Linked DNA regions of Homo sapiens: region 2 is linked to region 1. The links are chromatin loops, found by intact Hi-C in ENCODE. Cell type or tissue: heart right ventricle. All regions are shown on one strand. Links, peaks and the distances in the headings refer to the core of each region. The heading gives the core; the rest is flanking DNA.

Region 1 (2,918 bases), core at 254-2,753:
CAGGTATCCAGAAGCAAAGCCAAAGTGCCCCACCCAACCAACACCATTGATACTCCTCAGGAAAATGTCTTCCCTATAAAAGCAAATTCAAAAAACTGGAAGAAGTGATTATTACACTAGTTGAGAAGGTATCAACGTAAGAATAAGGGAAGCTTGAAAAAGCAAGGAAATGACACCTCCAAAGGAACACAATAAATAATTCCTCAGCAACAGACCCCAATCAAAAAGAAATTCATGAAATCCTGGAAAAAGAATTCAATACTATTATTATTATTTATTATTTGAGACTGAGTCTTGCTCTGTCACCCAGGCTGGGGTGCAGTGGCATGATCTCAGCTCACTGCAACCTCCACCTCCTGGATTCAAGGGATTCTCCTACCTCAGCCTCCTGAGTAGCTGGGATTACAAGCGTGCACCACCACACCCAGCTAATTTTTGTATCTTTGTAGAAATGAGGTTTCACCATGTTGGCCGGGCTGGTCTCGAACTCCTGACCTCAAGTGATCCGCCTGCCTCCGCCTCCCAAAGTGCTGAGATTACAGGTGTGAGCCACTGTACCCGGCCAAGAATTCAAAATTATGATACTAAAAAAGCTCAGTAAGTTACAAGAGAATTTCAAAAAAACAATACAAAGAAATCAGAAAAACAATTCAGGATATAAATGAGAAATTAACCAAAGAGATAGATATACAAAAAGAACCAAACAGAAATTCTGATACTGAAGAAGTCCTCAAATAAAATACAAAATATAGTTGAAAGCTTCAACAATAGACTAGACCAAGCAGCAGAGAGAATGTCAGACTTGAAGACAGGTCTTTTGAAATAACCCACTCTAACAATGTTCCAGAAGGCAAGTGACTTATGTGGAAAGATTGGTACAATTCTTCCGCAACTATTTTTCTCCCCTCTCTGTGCTCTCCCCTATCTCTGCTCTCCCCTCTTTGCATTTTTTGGAGAGGCAGCATGTGTCTGGTTAAAAGTGTGAATTGTGGAGCCAAACTCCCTAGGATTAAATCTCAGCCCCATCACTTATACTAGCAATTAAACATTGGGGAATTTCACTTAATCTTCCTGCTTTAGTCTCCGAATTTGTAAAATAAATATAATAATGTTCACTTTATAGGTTTATTATGAGGACTAAGAATATTTGTAAAGTGCTTAGGACAATGCCTGTTTATGCCTACTTAACTGAGTTCCTATTTCCTATGCCTGGCACATACTAAGGATGATATTAGTATTTCTTAAATAAATATCTCTCCCAAATAGAGGGGAGAAACAGTCCATGAAAGAATAGGTTCTCTTTCTTATCCTCGTCTCTCAATCTTTCTCTCCAGCTTTCTCTCCAACTTTGCCTCTGCTTCTTATTTGCTCAACATTTACTGAGCACCTTCTGTGTACTGGATACTATTTTAAACTGTTGATTACATTTGAATTATAAACACACTGCCCTTATCTTCTTACCATATAATGAAACAAATCAGCACTTGGGCAGGCTATGACAAGGCAACAAGATGGAGGAAGAGGAGGGAAAAGCAGAATGCAAGCTGTTCCCTCTCTCTCTCTTTTGAAGAAAATAAACTAAGAACTTTACCCGTCAAAGTAAGGGAAGAGCTGGCTATCTTTTATTAGAAAAGTTGAGAGGTTTCAAAGTGTTGTTCCTACAGTTAACTTAAAATCGTCTGGTTTTAGTTAATTCTAGCCAGCAGGGGGCAGGAGTGTCCAGCTGTGTGAACCCAGTTATTCTGATCTTTCCAAGACTTCACTAAAGAAAAAGTGCTTCCAACTTGATGTACGGGAGCTTCAAATTCTTAAGCTATACAATTGGTGCACAGAAAAATGATTATTGGTATTAACGTGTTAAAATTGGTAAATAGGAATACATTTCTACTGATTTTGATGGTCGATTTGACTGTCGTTTTCCCACAAACATTTGGTCTCTCTTCAAATCTCCAGGTAACAAAAATTTCTGCCTTTACATTCCTCAGATAATCTCAACTGAGGACAGGGATGTAGGGAAAACACAGATTCTCAAGACATCAGGCCTCCCCAACTGGGCAACCTTGGCTTGTTATTTAACCTCCCTGAGTTTTTGCTTAAAAAGTCTGTAAAGACTAGGCTGAAGTCCCACTTTGGACCATCCAGGGAACCGCATCCTTTAGGGAATGGGGCTATTATGAGGATGTGTCCAGGTTGACACTGAAGGGCTAAGTCACAGGTATCACCTTGCTCTCTGATCTTTTGGGTTTCTGCACTCACAGCTGCTACAATAGGGGCCCATGCAGTCCTAGAAGTCAAACCCAGCTCAGAATTTTGTTTAAAAGTTTTGCTTCTGGTATGTTTCCAGGAAATTTACATTGTATTTCTTTGTTTAATAATGGTTTTATAAAAGATACAATTTTCACTTTCTACACAACATATACCTTATCATCTAACATTTGCAGTGCTTTTTACAGTTCTTATTTGTGCTTTTTAAACTTTTCTTAAGGCAAACAGGCCTGTTTGCTTTAAGAGTACAGAGAAGAGCATTCTTCAATTTTCTGTTTTTATTTTTTAGTTTCTTCTTAAACCTGAGTATTTTTTTTAATGTTGAAAACAGTACAGGTTCAATATAAAGCATTTGAATGATCACGGTTAAAAGCAAAAATTGTCTAATATCCCACCAACCAGTGATAACCAGCATTAATATTTTGCTGTTTATCTTTCTGATCTGCTGTCTCTGTCTCTTTTTTAAATTTAACTTTTATTTTAAGTTCAGAGGTACATGTGTAGGTTTGTTATATAGGTAAACTTGTGTCATGGGAGTTTGTTGTACAGATTATTTCATCACCCAGGTATTAAGCCTTGTACTCATTATTTTTCCTGATCCTCTCCCTCCTCCCACACTTTGCCCTCAAATAAGTCCCAGTGTGTGTTCTTTC
Region 2 (2,918 bases), core at 271-2,770, 380 kb after region 1:
TTGCCAACAGTGAAACTGGGGTACAGATAGTTTAAGTAACTCTGCTGGTATGTGGCAGAGATAGGATTTGAACCTAGTTCTTCAGACTCCAAGTTAAGGGATCTTTCCCTCTCCCCAGTGTCACATAACTTTGTGTAATTAATCTCCTCGGCTTCTGTTACTGTGTGGCCTTGCACTTCAGTGTTGCTTGTGTTATTTTAATTTGTTTATTGCTTACTAGTAATTGCATACGTGTCTGATTGCTCAAATGTTTCGGCAATGGCTCTGCATTACTCTTCCGGAAGCTTCAGAAAATGTTGATGGGGCACCAGCACAGGATGCAAATCAGACCCTTCATAATTAGAGTAACCTAGCTCTTGACATAATACCTTCAAAATTACTCATATTCATTCTAACAAATGTTTAACCTTATTTTTGCTCCAGATAAACATGAGTTAAATGTGTACTCCACTTGAAGAAAAACAGTATCAAGCCCCTTCCTGACTTACCATATAATTCAATTTGGCAGAAATCACTTCTGACTCACAAAACAATAACTTTGAGGCAGTTTTCCAGTTGCACTCTAAATTATTTCATTTACAAAGAATCAGTCTTATATGCAATTTATAACACACAAATGCCTACCTACTTCTATTCAGGAATACATCTGCAGCCTGATGAAGGAAGATTCCAGAAGGTGAAAAATTGAGAGCTTGAAAATTCAGTTTCTCTTTTAGACTTTCTCTACAGTAGGCTCACTATCACATTCTCTTCTCGCAAAAGGAAACTGCTTTTTAATAATTTTATTTTCTTTTTCCCATTTTTCAAAAAATCTAGTATGCCAGAACTTAATGAGTTCTAACTGGAAAAGACTCCTTGGGCCTTTCAACAAATACAAGATTGTTCCAAACAGAAATCTAACTATTAAACAAGGAGCTGAAGTCATTTCAGAAACAAGCAGGTGGTGTCCATTCAGCTTCAGGTATACTGATCCCAGGGCCAACCAAAGATGTCAAAAATGACCAGCTTAAATTTTAGCCCTACTCGAACAGGAGCTACATCAACGTGCACCTGAACTCCGGGGAATCCATAGACTAAAACAGCCAGCGTTAGCCATCTGGGTGGTTGTGAGGTACCCATCCCCTCTTTATGGAGTGCCAACTGAGAAGGAGAGGTTCTAGACATAACCTCAGACGTTTCCTGTGGAGACCAACAGAAATACCCAGATGTAGGAGAGGAAATACACAAAGCCAAGGAGTGGGGTTTGAGGTATTTGTTCCAGCTTAAGGAAACGACGGTTTTGCCTTCCTTTACTCACTGCACAGAGCTCTAGAGTTTTGCAAACCTCTTTATCCCTCTTCCCCTGAGACGAGTGCTCTCCACACGAAGCACATGAATGTGAGGGGGAATTGGTCGGCGTGTAAGAGACACGTTAGAAATGCTTTCCTAGTTTTCATTCGGGATGACACTGGCGCCCTCGCGTGGTACGTAAGTCAATCCTCCGCGTGCATGGGATGCTGGTGCTCTTCCATGCCTGTTAGTTTTGGTATATGGCAACCCATTGCAGGGGACCTGTGCCCCTAACTGGTGATTATACTACTAAATTTTAAATTAAAATTATTCCTCACATAGTAGACAACAGGTTAAAAAAATTTCTGCAAAGAAACTACAGATAGAAAACATGAGCAAATAAGAACATGTCAGAGCTGGCACTTGATATTCCCAGGAATGACAATCCAGTCATATCTGACAATCATCATCATCATATCTAGCCAAAATACTCTGAAACGCTCAAGGGGAGAGTTGAAATATGGAATTATACTCGCTATTGTTAATGATGAATTTTGCCTTGAGATATTAGCTAATGATAGCAGGAAGTCTTTGCTCTTAGCAAGACAGTAAATGAGTTACTGTGTGAAAAACACTTAAATCAATGCCTGGCATACAATTAACACTGTATCACTGTTAGCTGTTGTTATTTTAAAACGTTGCCTTTTCATCTTTATTGCCCTTAAATTATTAAAACATTTAAAAATTTTAAATGTATCTTTATAGTTTTAAAATAATTATATACTTTATGGATACACAGTAGTAGGTTATATATCAATAAATGATCAATAAATGAACAAACACATTGGGGGTGCATTTTTTTTCTAAGAGACAAGGTCTTGCTCTGTCACCCAAGCTGGAGTGCAGTGGCATGATCATAGTTCACTGCAGCCTCAGTCTCCTGGGTTCAAGCCATCCTCCCACCTCAGCCTCCTGAGTAGATGGGACCATGAGTGCACCACCACACCAGGCTTTATTTTTTATTTTTATTTTTGTAGAGATGAGTTCTCCTTATTTTGCCCAAGCTAGTCTGGAACTCCTGGCCTCAAGCTATCCTCCCACGTTGGCCGCCCCAAGAAGCTAGGACTACAGGCATGTGCCACCACACCTGGCTAATTTTTAAATTTTTTGTAGAGAGGGTCTTGCTATGTTGCCCAGGCTGGGTCTCAAACTCCTGGCCTCAAGTGACCCTCCTGCCTTGGTCTCCCAATGCTGTGAAATTACAGGCATGAGCCACCACACCCTGCCAAAAAAATTGTTTTTAACTTACGATTTGGAGACTGTTAATTTAGAAATAGTTGTCTGAAGGGAAAAAGTGGTATCCTCCTGGTAGCATTCACAAGTCCTTAGCTTATTTAATATTATTCTTCCCTTTGCCACCCTAACTATTCAGGTATTTATACAACCGGTGGAGGGGCCATATCAACAGCAGGAAAGGCCTATCACAAATGTAGAAATCCCACTTTGAGTGACATCTCATCGTTGATTTTACAAAATGTCCTGTATGAGCACAGAATGCACTTTCTACCCCGTCTCTCCCACTACCAAAGAAAAGGGATTGATCACTTCCCCTTGGGGAAACAGAGTTGCCATATTTTTCTGTTTCCCCA

What was found. Hi-C counts contacts between places; a loop is a spot of excess contacts. Peaks named below come from ENCODE experiments on the same cell type or tissue, not always from the same donor. Only the 100,000 strongest peaks of a DNase experiment are listed, where the experiment ranks them.
Region 2: a loop joins it to region 1, with 5 times the contacts of the local background. A loop is called at or near these places in 35 of 110 quality-filtered maps.

The regions. Positions count from the first base shown.
Region 1 is chr12:62,436,613-62,439,530 of GRCh38, forward strand. No RefSeq gene overlaps it. Among named protein-coding and RNA genes, the nearest start is that of MON2, 29 kb to the right of the region's middle. In heart right ventricle, for the core only: a CTCF peak has its summit at 1,708 (motif pointing right); a DNase peak (open chromatin) is centred at 1,714.
Region 2 is chr12:62,811,962-62,814,879 of GRCh38, forward strand. The region is part of intron 2 of PPM1H (protein phosphatase, Mg2+/Mn2+ dependent 1H); the gene reads right to left. Among named protein-coding and RNA genes, the nearest start is that of PPM1H, 120 kb to the right of the region's middle. In heart right ventricle, for the core only: CTCF peaks have their summits at 1,463 (motif pointing left) and 1,664; a DNase peak (open chromatin) is centred at 1,440; H3K4me3 peaks cover 592 bases; H3K27ac peaks cover 931 bases.